Regions from separate parts of the Homo sapiens genome. Here all the other regions are linked to region 2. The links are chromatin contacts, found by Hi-C or POLR2A ChIA-PET in ENCODE. All regions are on one chromosome and are shown on one strand. The core of a region is the stretch at or near the end of the contact, and the rest is flanking DNA. Distances in the headings are between cores, read along the strand shown. Region 1 holds the start of VARS1 (valyl-tRNA synthetase 1). Region 2 holds the start of WHR1 (winged helix repair factor 1). Region 3 holds the start of SNHG32 (small nucleolar RNA host gene 32).

Region 1 (4,455 bases), core at 1,950-4,449, 180 kb after region 2:
CAGCCTGGCCAACATGGTGAAACCCCATCTCTACTAAAAATAAAAAATTAGCCGGGCATGATGGCATGCGCCTGAAGTCCTAGCTACTCAGGAGACTGAGGCAGGAGAATCGCTTGAACCTGGGAGGCAGAGGTTGCAGTGAGCCAAGATCACACCACTGCACTTCAGCCTGGCTGACAGTGAGACTCCATCTCAAAAAAAAAAAAAAAAAAAAAAAGAATGGATTGGTTTAGGGAGAGGAGATGTGGGGTTGAAAATAAACTACTCTGTTAGTTGTCTTTCCTACTCCAGGGCTTAGGAATGCCCCCTTTTGGTTCTACCTTTTCTGACATCCTCAAGTCCTTGACTTCTCCCAGTCATGTTCTCATCCCAGCTCTGAAGTCACCTCTATGTTGACTTTGTTATAAACTAATTTGATTCTTCTCTCCCTCTGCCCTTGACAGCATCTGTGGAACCCTCCATTCTGTGGATCAGGTGAGATATAGCACGGGCCCCAGAATTGGTTCCTGGAGAAGGAGAGGGGAGACTTAAGGGTTGGGTTCTTACATCATGTCTCTAGGGTTAATAATGGTGTTCGTCGGCCAGGCACGGTGGCTCACGCCTGTAATCCCAGCACTTTGAGAGGCCGAGGCCTGAGGTCAGGAGTTCAAGACAAGCCTGACAAACATGGTGAAACCCCGTCTCTACTAAAAATACAAAAAATTAGCTGGGCGTGGTGGTGGGCACCTGTAATCCCAGCTAGTCGAGAGGCTGAGGCAGGAAAATCATTTGAACCCAGGAGGCGGAGATTGCAGTGAGCCGAGATGGCACCATTGCACTCCAGCCTGGGCAACAAGAGCAAAACTCTTGTCTCAAAAAAAAAAAAATAATAATAATAATGGTGTTCATCTTCCTTTCCTAGTATCTCAACATCAAACTAACTGACATCAGTGTCACAGACCCTGAGAAATACCCTCACATGGTGAGTTGGGGTCTGTGGAGAAGAGGAAACACCTCTAAAGCAGGAGGCCCCTGGGTGGTTAGAGGACATTTTTAAGGGTGTTTTCATATTTGTCCATCTTTGTCTAGTTATCAGTGAAGAACTGCTTCATTCGGGGCTCAGTGGTCCGATACGTGCAGCTGCCAGCAGATGAGGTCGACACACAGTTGCTACAGGATGCGGCAAGGAAGGAAGCCCTGCAGCAGAAACAGTGATGGCTCCTCCTCCTCTTCCCCTCCCTCTTTCATTGGTGACCCATAACCCCAAGTCCCAGCCCAGAACCCCTAACCCCCAATACTTGAAGGGGTTTTGTTTTTTTACTAATGATGGTTTTGTGGGTTTTTTTTAAGGGATGAGTGGATGAGAGGAGTAATAGGGAACAGCTATCCTCTCTTGAGAAGGGGAGGATAAGTAGGCTGGGAAACTTCAAAGCCTTCCCAGTCCCCAGCACCTGCCTTTCTCACTACTTCTCTGGAGATGGTAGGAGAGTTTCCTAGGTCTTTCCAGGGCAGCATGTGATTCATTTGGGGATGGAAGGAATCTGTCCCGCATCGGGAATAAAATTTATGATGCAAATTTGTGTTTTGGTTCTGTTACTATGTGTTGGGCAGGGGGCTGGGACATGGAAAAGGATGTCGAATTCATCCAAGCCCCTGTTACTCTGCGTTAACCCAGCCAAGAATCCAACTCAGCTTCCCACTACTCTCCTTGGTATAAAGCATATAATACAGTTGCTCTACACCATGTTTCCCCAACATGTCCCTACCTGTATGTTCTCCCTGTGGCCTTTTGCTTATACCATACCTGCAACTGGAGTGCTTGCTGTCCTTCCATTAATGTGATAGTGTCATAAGATACATTTCATGCTACCAGACTTCACCAATCCAACCAAATCAGTTCATGTTTTCTGAATATGTATAGAAGATAAATACAAGTGATGTAATTTATATTTTAGAGAAAAGTTGTGACTGGGAATTACTAAACTTCATTCACTCATTCAGCAAATATGAGTTCATGATACAGATGAGACTTCTCAGCCTTAAGGGACCCTTAGAGACCATCTAGTGTGACCCTCCTTTTTGTTTTTGAGACGGGAGTCTCACTCTGTTGCCCAGGGTGGAGTGCACTGGCTTGGTCTGGCTCACTGCAACCTCCGCCTCCCGGTTCAAGCGATTCTCCTGCCACAGCTCCTGAGTAGCTGGGATTACAGATGCCCACCACCATGCCCGGCTAATTTTTTTTTTTTTTTTTTTTTTTTGAGATGGAGTCTCACTTTGTCACCCAGGCTGGACTGCAGTGGTGTGATCTTAGCTCTGCAATCTCCGCCTCCCAGGTTCAAGTGATCTTCTTGCCTCAGCTTCCCAAGTAGCTGGGCTTACAGGTGTGTGCCACCACGCCTGGCTAATTTTTGTATTTTTACAAATACTGCAGCTCTGTCGCCAGGCTGGAGTGCAGTGGCACGATCTCAGTTCACTGCAACCTCAACCTCCAGGGTTCAAGCAATTCCCTGCCTCAGGCTCCGGGGTAGCTGGGATTACAGGCGCCTGCCACCACACCTGGCTAATTTTTGTATTTTTAGTAGAGACGGGGTTTCACCATCTTGGCCTGGCTGGTCTTGAACTCCTGACCTGGTGATCCACCCGCCCTGGCCTCCCAGAGTGCTGGGATTACAGGCGTGAGACGGGCTTTCACCACCTTGGCCAGGCTAGTCTTGAACTTCTGACCTCAGGTGATCCGCCCACCTCGGCCTCCCAAAGTGCTGGGATTATAGGCGTGAGCCACTGCGCCCGGCCGTCACCCTTTTTTCATACATGAGGAGATGAGGCTCAAAGAGGAAGCTGGACGCCAGGGCCTCGGCAAATGGACCTCCCCTTCGGTCCTCATCAGGCGGCTCCCTGCTGGGCACCTCCCCGCTACCGGGTGGGGAACGCCCTCCACCGGCAGGGCCGGCCGACCCTCTTGGGCCAGTTCCCTAGCTGCCCGCTGGGCGCCGCCCTCGCCACCCGGCCGAGGACCCGCACAAGGTGCCCGTGGCGGCGCCTGACGGGAGCGTCGTGCTCAGGGGTGTCCTCTCGTCCTGCGTCCGCGCCCAGCGCCCCGCGCCCCGCGCTGTTCCTCGTGAGACCGGCGGGCGGCGAGCCGCGCGGCCCCCGGGGCAGTGTCGGACACGGCGGGCGCGCACTCGCAGGCGGGGCACGGCCGCCCCCGCCAGGACCCGCAGGCCCGGAAACGCTCCCTGTCACAAAGGGGGGAACACGTGGGCGCCGGCTGCCGGGGCGGCGATCTTAGGGAACTAGGGTCACCTGGAGAGCCGCCCACCGTCTCTGCCCGCTCGACTCCTCCGCCCGGGCCGCTCGGCCGGTCCAGCCGCGGCCGGCGCCTGGCTGTGAGGTGGATTCCCGGCCCAGTCTGACCATCTCCCTCCAGTACGTACACGCGGCTCGAACCCGCATCCAACCAGACGCCGACCCGCTCCTGAGAGCCTTCCACACTCCCCGAAGCCCCGCGATGGTGGATAGTTCCTCTTCCCCAGGAACTCCCCACTGACACTGCCCCTCTGAGAGCCAGGTCCTCGGCTCCTGACAGCCTGCCTGGTCAGACCCTCAGTCCTATGGGACTCGGGTGTCTGCGGCGAAGGAGCTCCCGTGAGGGTCCCCTCTCTACTCAAACATAGGACCCACCTCGATCCCGCAGTCTTCCCCTGTCTCTCTTTCTCCTTAGGTTTTTCCACTTCGTTCGGACCTTCTCATAACTATGTCCACCCTCTACGTCTCCCCTCACCCAGATGCCTTCCCCAGCCTCCGAGCCCTCATAGCCGCTCGCTATGGGGAGGCTGGGGAGGGTCCCGGATGGGGAGGAGCCCACCCCCGCATCTGTCTCCAGCCACCCCCGACTAGCAGGACTCCCTTTCCCCCACCCCGCCTGCCGGCCCTGGAGCAGGGGCCCGGTGGGCTCTGGGTGTGGGGGGCCACGGCTGTGGCCCAGCTGCTGTGGCCAGCAGGCCTGGGGGGCCCAGGGGGCAGCCGGGCGGCTGTCCTTGTCCAACAGTGGGTCAGTTACGCCGACACGGAGTTAATACCAGCTGCCTGTGGAGCAACGCTGCCGGCCCTGGGACTCCGAAGCTCGGCCCAGGACCCCCAGGTGAGGGGGTTGTACAGAAGAGGGGGAGGGGAGAAATTCAGAGGAGGGAAGCGAGGACTGGAATGGACAATGAGACAAGAAGGTAGTACATCAGATGTGGGAAAAGAGTGATCAAATCCCAGATTGCCAACTGGTATGGTAACCCTGGGCACGTTTCATAGACCCGCTGTGTCTTGGTCTTCCTATGTCTATGAACACGCAGGCAAGTTGATGTAATGCTTGCCTCACTGAGTTAATAGGATTAAAAGATGTGCGCAGAGCACATAGTTTAGTGCCAGGCACTTTTAAAGTCTCTTAGTAAAAGTTTGATGAGTCTGAAATTGATGAGGATAGAA
Region 2 (4,755 bases), core at 1,290-3,789:
GAGACTAGCTCACCTCAAGTGAGTGCTAGACTGCCTTCCTTTTCTTTCCTCTTTTCTTGAAAGATCACTATTAACCTTCTACCTGCTAAATCCAATGGACAGATTTCAGTTCTGGGTTTTTTTGTTGTTGTTTTCATTTTTTTAGAGACAGGGTCTCCCTCTGTTACCCAGCCTGGAGTGCAGTCGTGCAATCATAGCTCACTGCAGCCTCAAATTCCTGGGCTCAAGCACTCCTTCTGCCTCAACTTCCCAAACAGCTAGAACAATAGGTGCACACCACCATGCCCAGCTAAGAATTTTTGTGTTTTAATTTATTTATTTAGTAGAGATGGGATCTCAGTTATTTAGTAAAGATGGGGTCTCACTTTGTTGCCCAGGCTGGTCTCAAACTTTTGGTTTCAAGCTATACTCCTGCCTCAGTCTCCCAAAGTGGTGGGAGTACAGGCATGAGCCACCACACTCAGCCTAGATTTCAGTTTATATTTTACTTTACCTCTTCCCTCTTCTTAGACCACTGTCTTGAATCACAGGTTCTAATACTGCCAACTACTTCACTTTCTCAAAAATCTCTTTACTTTCACAGTAGGCCTCTTCCTGGGTTACTTTTTTTTTTTTTTTTTTTGAGACAAAGTCTAGCTCTATCACCCAGGGTGGGGTGCAGCGGTGCTATCTCAGCTCACTGCAACCTCCGCCTCCCCAGCTCAAGCAATCCTCCCACCTCAGCCTCCCCAGTAGCTCTATAGGCGCGTACCACCACGCCTGGCTAATTTTTGTATTTTTTGTAGAGATGGGGTTATGTCATGTTGCCCATGCTGGTATCAAACTCATGAGCTCAAGAGATCCACCCACCTCGGCCTCCCAAAGTGCTGGGATTACAGGTGTGAGCCACCGCGCCGGCCTCTGGGTTCCTCTTAACTCAGGCAAGTCCCTCTCTGCCTCTGTCACAGATTCCTCTTCTTCTGCTTTCCCTTTATGTCAGTGGATCTCAAATTTTAAGGCACACTTAAAAAGCACTTGAGGCAGTTCAAAAATGTAGAGTCCCAAATCCCGCCCCAAGAGAGCGTAATTCATTAACCTTGGATGAGTCCCAGGAACCTGTATTTTTTTTAACAAGCAGCCCACGTAATTTTGACACAGGCATAATAACTCAGCTCATATATTCAGTAACACTGCCTTAAATGATGGTGTTTCCCAGCATTGTGGATTTGACCCTATTAACTTCCACTCTAAACCTGGAGTCCTTAACCACGGACCTCGCAGGATTAGTAAAATATTTCCCCCCTAACTATACATACACCCTATGTATATGTGGCAAACGTGCATTTTTCTGGAGAGAGATAGCCATAGCTTTTATCACCTTCTAAAGATTACAAAAAGGTTAGAAATCACTCCTCTACCCACTCTTCCTACTGGATCTCACCACATCACAGAATTAACCACTTGCTATTCACACCTCCATGACTTGTAATTCTATTATCACTGGCCCAGAATTCTCTCCAACTCTCATATCCAACTGTCTAATACCTTTGTCTTTGGATGCTCCACATGCACCATCAACTCAACTTGTATAAAATTAAACACATTATCTGTAGTCCAACAACTAAATGTGCTCCTAATACCACCAGCCACGCAGTCATCTGGAAAGTCTGAGTTGTCCTGGACTCCTCCCTCTTCCTCACTCTCCTCTCCCTCCCTACTGCACTGACCTAATTTAGGCCTTCACCACTTCTCAGATGCAGTATCTTCTTAGCTGACCTCCCTGCCTCATCCACTATCTCCAATACACCATTCCCTCTCTCTATGATATTCTCTACCAGCCCATCGCCTCAGTGTAAGATGGAAACAACACTGATGTACAAGGCCTGTCATGATCTGACGTCTGACTGCACTCCCAGCGCTGTATGTTCGAACCATGCCCCATGACTCGGTTTCCCCAAAAGCCTCGTTCTTCTACCTCCATGATTTGAAATGCCCTGTACTACCTGCGGGACTTTTAACAGGGTCTCTGTGGCACCCCAGTGCCTGGCACAGTGCCCTCGCCTGAAAGGCCTAATGCTTGCTGAACGGCTGGCGGAGTGACTGAGTGACAGGGAATTCCAGGAGTTAGGAAAGGGGCTTCCGGCGGTCGCACCGACGCCCCTCACCAGCTGCCGGTCGGCCACGGTCCTGTCAGGCACAAGGCTGTACACCTGGCTCCTCAGCACGATGGGCGGCAGCGCGTCCTCAAACAGGCCTCGCGGGAACAGCTGCATGAGTTCTGAGACAGCCGCGCGCGCCGACCCTGGGCAGATAAATCGGCTCACGGACAGGGAACTGGGGCGGGGACGCGGTTCTAACAAAACTCTCGGCTACCGGAAGCGAGGCCCCACCCCCGGGGTTGCCATGGTTACCTGGCTCACCCCGAAGAGGATCCGACTCCACAGGCCCTCGCTTCCGCCGCCTCTTAACTCCAAAGGTCTCCGGGATCAGGTGATGCCTCTTCCAGCTCATATCCCGGGATTTTATGGTACCGGGGAAGGGGTAGGAATGGAGGGAAGAGAACCTGAAAATAGGGTCTTCCGGCGCAGAGCAGTGACGTACGGTCTCCCCGGGCGTCCCTCCTAGACCAGGTGATGACGAAAGGAGCGTCAACTTGTCGTCCCTCAGGCCCGTCAGTGCTGGGAGGGGCGGTGGCGACGCACATACCAGCATCACCTCCGCCAGGCCGGGCCCCACGCCGGCCGCGGATTGGCTCCCTCCAAGGGCACGCACGCCCGGGGACTCGTTGGCGGCGTGGAGGGGCGCCGGTGGCCACGTTGGTGTCAACCTCCTTCGTGAAGCTCACACCTCCCCCGCCCCGGGAGGGGTTTGCCCGCCACTGTCGCTGAATGATTGCATCATCGAAAGCAGAAAACCACTTTTGCATCCTTCGGCCTCTGGCGTGCCTGCCATGACGTCATAGCTCTGCGGAGGTGGAAGTTGGGGAGCTTTGAGGTAACTGGATTCTTGATCTGAGCGCAGACGTCCTTCCTAACCTCACTGCATTTGGAGGACCTGGAGGGAGGGTGGGTGAAGGGCAAGGAAAGAGGCAGGATGAGAGCTTGGCCGCGGTGGCGTCTGAGGGGCCTGAATGTTTCAAGGCCAGAGCCTGGCGATCAGGTGGCTCGCTTAGTCCTAAACCAGTCATCCTTCTCCAGGCCTCCTCTGTAGAATGGAAACTCTGTACCCCTGCTTGTCTTAGGACCTCATGGATCCCAGGGGGACCAAGAGAGGAGCTGAGAAGACAGAGGTAGCTGAGCCTCGGAACAAACTACCTCGTCCAGCACCTTCTCTGCCCACAGACCCTGCCCTCTACTCTGGGCCCTTTCCTTTCTACCGGCGCCCTTCGGAACTGGGCTGCTTCTCCCTGGATGCTCAACGCCAGTACCATGGAGATGCCCGAGCCCTGCGCTACTATAGCCCACCCCCCACTAACGGTCCAGGCCCCAACTTTGACCTCAGAGACGGATACCCGGATCGATACCAGCCCCGGGACGAGGAGGTCCAGGAAAGGCTGGACCACCTGCTGTGCTGGCTCCTGGAACACCGAGGCCGGTTGGAGGGGTGAGCAAAGCGTGGTAGGCAGTATATCTGGAGACCCGTACCTACCCTCTAAAATTAGGAGAGCCAAAGCCGGGGTGAGAATCAGTCCTTAGAAGAAACAAGACTATTCTTCGAGGGGAGCATCTCACTAATGCTTGTGTCAGACCTTCAGCCTGTAACTCCTGCCTCTCAGGGGTCCAGGCTGGCTGGCAGAGGCCATAGTGACGTGGCGGGGGCACCTGACAAAACTGCTGACGACACCGTATGAGCGGCAGGAGGGCTGGCAGCTGGCAGCCTCCCGGTTCCAGGGAACACTATACCTGAGTGAAGTGGAGACACCGAACGCTCGGGCCCAGAGGCTTGCTCGGCCACCGCTCCTCCGGGAGCTTATGTACATGGGATACAAATTTGAGCAGTACATGTGTGCAGGTGAGTTGCCCCTGCTTCATAGCCCCCTTCCCCTTCCCAGAGGTTGAGAGCCCCCCACGCCTGCTGCTGCTTCTCTCCTTGTGCAGACAAACCTGGAAGCTCCCCAGACCCCTCTGGGGAGGTTAACACCAACGTGGCCTTCTGCTCTGTGCTACGCAGCCGCCTGGGAAGCCACCCTCTGCTCTTCTCAGGGGAGGTAGACTGCACAGACCCCCAAGCCCCATCCACACAGCCCCCAACCTGCTATGTGGAGCTCAAGACCTCCAAGGAGATGCACAGCCCTGGCCAATGGAGGAGTTTCTACAGGTTCAGGATCGGGGTGGGCAGGGCGAGAGCTTAGGCTTGAAGGCTGGGAAAGGGACTTGGGGAGGAGGGTGAAGGCAGAATGGAGGGTGCACGAGGGGTCCCACTGATCCCTTGCTTTTCCTGTCAGACACAAGCTCCTGAAATGGTGGGCTCAGTCATTCCTCCCAGGGGTCCCGAATGTTGTTGCTGGCTTCCGTAACCCAGACGGTTTTGTCTCTTCCCTCAAGACCTTTCCTACCATGAAGATGTTTGAATATGTCAGGGTAAGGGAACGATGTTGCAGCTCCCACCCGTATCCCCAAACACCAAGACCACAGGTCTAGCATCCAGGGCAACAGCCTGCCTTCTCTCCTCCCACCACCCCCACTGCCCATCTTCTGCCTCCTCCTCTGCCTGCTCCAGAATGACCGTGACGGCTGGAATCCCTCTGTGTGCATGAACTTCTGTGCCGCCTTCCTT
Region 3 (5,083 bases), core at 2,086-4,585, 140 kb after region 2:
TACCTGTAATCTGAGCACTTTGGGAGGTCAAGGTGGGCAGATCTCTTGGTCAGGAGTTCAAGACCAGCCCGGCCAACATGGTGAAACCCTCTACTAAAAATACAAAAATTAGCCGGGACTGGTGGCGCATGCCTGTAATCCCAGCTACTTGGGAGGCTGAGGCAGAATTGCTTGAACCTGGGAGGCAGAGGCTGCAGTAAGCCAAGAGTGTACCACTGCACTCCAGCCTGGATGACAGAGCAAGACAGTCTCAAAAAACACACAAAACATGTTGGGGTGGGGCACAGTGGCTCACTGAGGCAGGAGTTGAAGACCAGCCTGTGCACAAAGTGAGACCCTGTAATACAGTTTAGATCTGTCTCCCCACCAAATCTCATATTGAATTGTAATGGATCACTGGGGTGGATTCCTCATGAATGGCTTAAGCACCATCCTCCTTGATGCTGTGCTCATGACAGTCAGTTCTCTAGAGATCAATTTATTAAAAATGTGTGGCACCTCCCTGCCTTTGCTGCTGCTCTGGCCATGCTACATCCCTGCTTCCCTCTGTACCTTATGCAATATAGTTTCCTGAGGCCCCCACCAGAGGCTGAGCAGATGCCAACACCATGCTTCCTGTACATCCTGCAGAACCATAGCCAATTAAACCTCATCATGTAAGTAACTGGCCATAAAAACATGAATTACAGGAGATTGCCGGCAGGATGAAGGTGGATCAGGTGGGTTCAAAGATCCTCAGAGAAAAGCTCAGAGACTCTTGTCCAACCAGATCATCATTACCACTCCCACTGAGAGCCAAAACAAAAGATACTCACCATAGCAAGGAAGGAGAACAGGCATGGCTCTCCACCTCTCCCAGCCTGAAGGTCAAGTTGCAGGAATCACTGTCTAAGCATGACAGCCATACAAAGCTTCTCTCCATGAGGGGGAGATTCCAAACCTTAGACCTTCACTCAGATTAGTGCAGAATCTCTGTGAAGGTGCATTGTCCCTGGCTGGGCTTCCAGAGTTCATTCTAACAAGGTGAAAACAAGACAATTTGAAAATAAACAGAATTATGGCCCTCCCATTGGCCCTTCTGGAGACCCAAGTATCCAGTTCCCTAAATGAGTCAGAACTTAGTTTTGACATCATGACCAGCATCGGAGACTCTAGTCTGTGAAATCATCATTCCCAATTAGGGAGATCTGGATCAAGGGAAGCTCTTCTGGAAAGAGATCTAGTACACTCAAAGAAAACACAACAGTCCCAGTATATATTGATCTAACAAATGAGTCCAGGAGTGGACGTTAGAAAGGGAGGAGTAGAAAGTAATTTAAAACAGCAGAGAACAGCTCCACTGGGAGGCCCCAGTGTACTCCTATTTTGCAGTAGAAATGAGGGGAGGAGTCAGGTTACCCAGCCTTTAACAAAAATACGGGGATTTATTAAAACGTAAAAATACAGGCCGGGCAAAGTGGCTCACGCCTGTAATCCCGGCACTTTGGGAGGCCGAAGGGCGTGGATCAACTGAGGTCAGGAGTTTGAGACCAGCCTGACCAACATGAGTGAGACTCATGTCCCCCCGCCCCCTAAAAAAGTAAAAATAGAATAGTCACAAGGAAAATGATGTAAACTAAAAAGAGTAAGACTGTCCCCCCGCCCCCCAAAAAAGTAAAAATAGTCACAAGGAAAATGATGTAAACCAAAAAGTAATCTCTAGAAAGTCACCAACACCAGACGCAGCAACTCACCCCTGTAATTCCAGCACTTTGGGAGACTGAGGCAGGAGGACTGCTTGAGCCCAGGAGTAGAGACCAGCCTGGACAACATGGCAAAAGCCCGCTTCTGTAAAAAAACTAAAAATTAGCCAGGCGTGGTGGTAGCACGTGCCTGCAGTCCCAGGAAGCTGAGGTGGAAAGACCACTTGAGCCCTGACGGTGGATGTTGCAGGGAGATCCTGGCATTGCGCCCTGTCTCAAAAACAAAATAGCAAAAACAAACAAATGGAAGTCACCACCTGTGGTACATGGATTATAGCTCAAAAAAGAAAAAGTGGCCGGGCACAGCGGCTCACGAGGTCAGGAGATGGAGACCATCCTGGCCAACATGGTGAAACCCCTTCTACTAAAAACAGAAAAATTAGCCGAGTGTGGTGGCGCGGGCCTGTAGTCCCAGCTAATCGGCAGGCTGAGGCAGGACAATCGATTGAACCCGGGAGGCAGAGGTTGCAGGGAGATCGTACCATTGCCAGCCCGGGCAACAAGATCAAGACTCCATCTCAAAAAAAAAAAAAAAAAAAGGAAAAAATTGGCTAAGGTGGGAGAATCGGTTAAACCCGGGAGTTGAAGGCCGCACTGAATTGTGTTCTTGCCACTGCATTCCAGCCAGGGTGACAGGGAGGCTGTCTTAAAAAAAAAAAAAAAAAAAGGCCGGGCGCGGTGGCTCACGCCTGTAATCCCAGCACTTTGGGAGGCCGAGAGGGGCGGATCACGAGGTCAGCAGATCGAGACCATCCTGGCTAACACAGTGAAACCCCTTATCTATTAAAAAATACAAAAAATTAGCCAGGCTTGGTGGCATGCGCCTGTAATCCCAGCTAATCGGGAGGCTGAGGCAGGAGAATCGCTTGATCCCAGAAGGCGCAGGTTGCAGTGAGATCGTGCCACCGCACTTCAGCCTGGGTGACAAGGCGAGACTGTCTCAAAAAAAAAAAAAAAAAAAAGGGCAGGGAGGCGCATAATGCCCATGAACGAAAGCTTGCTTGGGAACAAAGCTTTCCGAAGAGGCATTCAAAAGGCTCTCGCACCTAATACTCACCTTTACTCAAGGATAACACGGCGATGAACGTCTTACAACTCCTAACGGGGAAATGAAACAGAACAAAAGATTAGGAATCTTGGCCATGAACTCGTTGAGCCTGAGAAATGCTGGACCGAGGGGGCGGTCAGAGCGCTGCGGTGATGGCATCAGCGACACACTCAAGAGTTACCTGGGGTCATCATCACTCCCTTCCTATCCCCGGGCGACCGCCACCCCCATTTTGCAATCACTCGCCCAACCCCACTCACAGTTGTTTTGAGTCAGCAGGGGCTGTGGGGCCGCTAGCCGAGTTCCCCCTGCCACGAGCTAGGTCAGTTCCAAGCAAAGACACCAGAAACTCCAGTGTGCAACGGTAGTTCACCCAACTGCACTGGGGACCGCCCTCTCCTACCCCAGCCAGGCCGCGACGTGGCCGCCCGCCGGCTGCTGCGCAAAGGCAGCGCAAGCCGTTGGGATCCCCTGCTCCCCCTCACTCAACAGTCGGGCCATTACAACTCTCATACTGCCAACCCACGAGCCCACTTCGCAAAAAGAACTAAAATGGCGAGGCCGGGGCCATTTATGGCGGCGCCGGGTTGGGGGCCTGACGGGTATAGTTGTTTTCTTATCTGCCTGGCTAGACGCGCGGCATTTTCCCCATTGTTTGTCCACACAGAAATAAAACAAAGTGAAAGAAAGACCAGGAAAGTATGTTTCACACTCCTCTGGGCAAATATTCGGAGATGCTTTCTGAATTTTGAAAAACAAAAAACAGGGATCTGTCTGGCCAGGCGGAAGAAAGTCCCCGGCGCCGGCCGGCCAGCGCCAGCCGGGTGCTGCTCCTAAGCCGTTTCCCAGCAGCCCATGGTCCGTTAATGACCCTGGGACTCTTCCCGCGCGCGCGCGGGCGCGCGCAGCTGCGCCAGTTTAGCGTCCAGCTACCCTGACACTTCGCACTCCGTTCCCCCAGCGAAATCTGAATTTGCCTCCCAGTTCGATCCCGCAGACTGTCAGGCACCCTAACCTTCAATTAAACAAAACAAAACAAAAACCAAAAACCCAAAAGGCAGGTCGGACGTAATAGGTCACGCCTGTAATCTCAACACTTTGGACAGGCCCAGGCAGAGGATCATTTGAGGCCCGGAGTTCGGGACCAGCCTGGGCAAATAGTGACACCCAACCCCCGTCTCTATTTATTTAAAAATTAGGCCGGGCGCGGTGGCTCACGCCTGTAATCCCAGCACTTTGAGAGGCCGAGGCAGGTGGATCACGAGGTCAGGAGATCGAGACCATCCTGGCTAACACGGTGAAACCCCGTCTCTACTAAAAAAAAATTAGCAGAGTGTGGTGGCGGCGCCTGTAGTCCCAGCTACTCGGGAGGCTGAGGCAGGAAAATGGCGTGAACCCAGGACGCCGAGCTTGCAGTGAGCCGAGATTGCGCCACTGCACTCCAGCCTGGGCGACAGGGCGAGACTCTGTCTCAAAAAAAAAAAAATTATTGAAACTCATAAGTCATTTCAAATCCTTTCTGGACCCTTTCCTATCGCCCCCATTTATAAACGCGTATGATGTTTGGTGATGTGTGTTGTGTGTGTTGGTATCTTTTTCTTTTTTGAGACGGAGTCTGACTCTGTTGCCCAGGCTGGAGAGCAGTGGCGGGATCTCGGCTCACTGCAACCTCCGCTTCCTCGGTTCAAGCGATTTTCCTGCCTCAGCCTCCGAAGTAGCAAGGATTACAGGTGCACACAACCATGCCTGGCTAATTTTTATATTTTTAGTAGAGTCAGGGTTTCACCATGTAAGCCAGGCTGGTCTCGAACTCCTGACTTCAGGTGATTTGCCTGCCTAGGCCTCCACAAAGTGCCAGGATTATAGGTGTGAGCCACCGAGCCTGGCCTCTTCCTTTTTTTTTTTTTCTTTTTCTTTTTTTTTTTTTTTGAGATAGGGTCTTGCTCTGTTACCCAGATTGGAGTGCAGTGGCATGATCTCGGCTTACTACAACCTCTGCCTCCCGGGTTCAAGTGATTCTCTTGCCTCAGCCTCCTGAGTAGCTGAGATTACAGGCATCTGCCACCACACCCAGTTAATTTTATATATTTTTAGTAGAGACAGGGGTTTTCACCATGTTGGCCCAGGCTGGTTTTGAACTGGTGAACCTCAGTGATCCTCCCACCTCGGCCTCCCAAAGTGCTGGGATTACAGGCGTGAGCCACCGTGGCCAGCCCAGTTCAGTGGTTTTCTCCACATTGGCTGCAAATTACAAACACCTGGGCAGCTTTAAATGTCTACACTGCCCTCTTTG

Evidence for each region. A loop is a pair of places that touch in the nucleus more often than their neighbours do. ChIA-PET counts read pairs that join two places held with the same protein, here RNA polymerase II (POLR2A). Pooled maps may share reads with other maps.
Region 1: a pooled map shows a loop between it and region 2 (5-fold over the local background). The contact joins the promoter of VARS1 here to the promoter of WHR1 in region 2. A Hi-C loop is called at or near these places in 1 of 168 maps with a recorded cell type or tissue (HL-60/S4) and 8 of 50 pooled maps. POLR2A ChIA-PET finds 5 or more read pairs at or near these places in 5 of 52 experiments (AG04450, CD4-positive, alpha-beta memory T cell, HEK293 and 2 more).
Region 3: a loop to region 2 is called in a map of B cell, with 4 times the contacts of the local background. The contact joins the promoter of SNHG32 here to the promoter of WHR1 in region 2. A Hi-C loop is called at or near these places in 2 of 168 maps with a recorded cell type or tissue (B cell and CD4-positive, alpha-beta memory T cell) and 10 of 50 pooled maps. POLR2A ChIA-PET finds 5 or more read pairs at or near these places in 20 of 52 experiments (A549, A673, AG04450 and 15 more).

What each region holds. Positions count from the first base shown.
Region 1 is chr6:31,794,496-31,798,950 of GRCh38, reverse strand. It overlaps VARS1 (valyl-tRNA synthetase 1), which reads left to right and starts at 3,199. Exons shown (of 30, transcript NM_006295.3): 1 at 3,199-3,405; 2 at 3,701-4,120. The coding sequence starts at 3,734. LSM2 (LSM2 homolog, U6 small nuclear RNA and mRNA degradation associated) reads left to right here. Exons shown (of 5, transcript NM_021177.5): 3 at 444-474; 4 at 902-961; 5 at 1,069-1,555. The coding sequence ends at 1,194. RefSeq lists an enhancer at 2,747-3,601.
Region 2 is chr6:31,970,147-31,974,901 of GRCh38, reverse strand. WHR1 (winged helix repair factor 1) reads right to left here and starts at 2,539. Exons shown (of 7, transcript NM_004197.2): 1 at 2,391-2,539; 2 at 2,145-2,281. The coding sequence starts at 2,490. DXO (decapping exoribonuclease) reads left to right here and starts at 2,764. Exons shown (of 7, transcript NM_005510.4): 1 at 2,764-2,973; 2 at 3,221-3,582; 3 at 3,755-3,990; 4 at 4,077-4,296; 5 at 4,424-4,559; 6 at 4,699-4,755. The coding sequence starts at 3,227. RefSeq lists an enhancer at 2,267-2,977.
Region 3 is chr6:31,833,168-31,838,250 of GRCh38, reverse strand. SNHG32 (small nucleolar RNA host gene 32) reads right to left here and starts at 3,335. Exons shown (of 4, transcript NR_160953.1): 1 at 3,051-3,335; 2 at 2,800-2,840; 3 at 816-1,015. SNORD48 (small nucleolar RNA, C/D box 48) reads right to left here and starts at 2,988; the gene lies at 2,925-2,988. It overlaps SNORD52 (small nucleolar RNA, C/D box 52), which reads right to left and starts at 1,175; the gene lies at 1,112-1,175. RefSeq lists an enhancer at 3,500-4,198.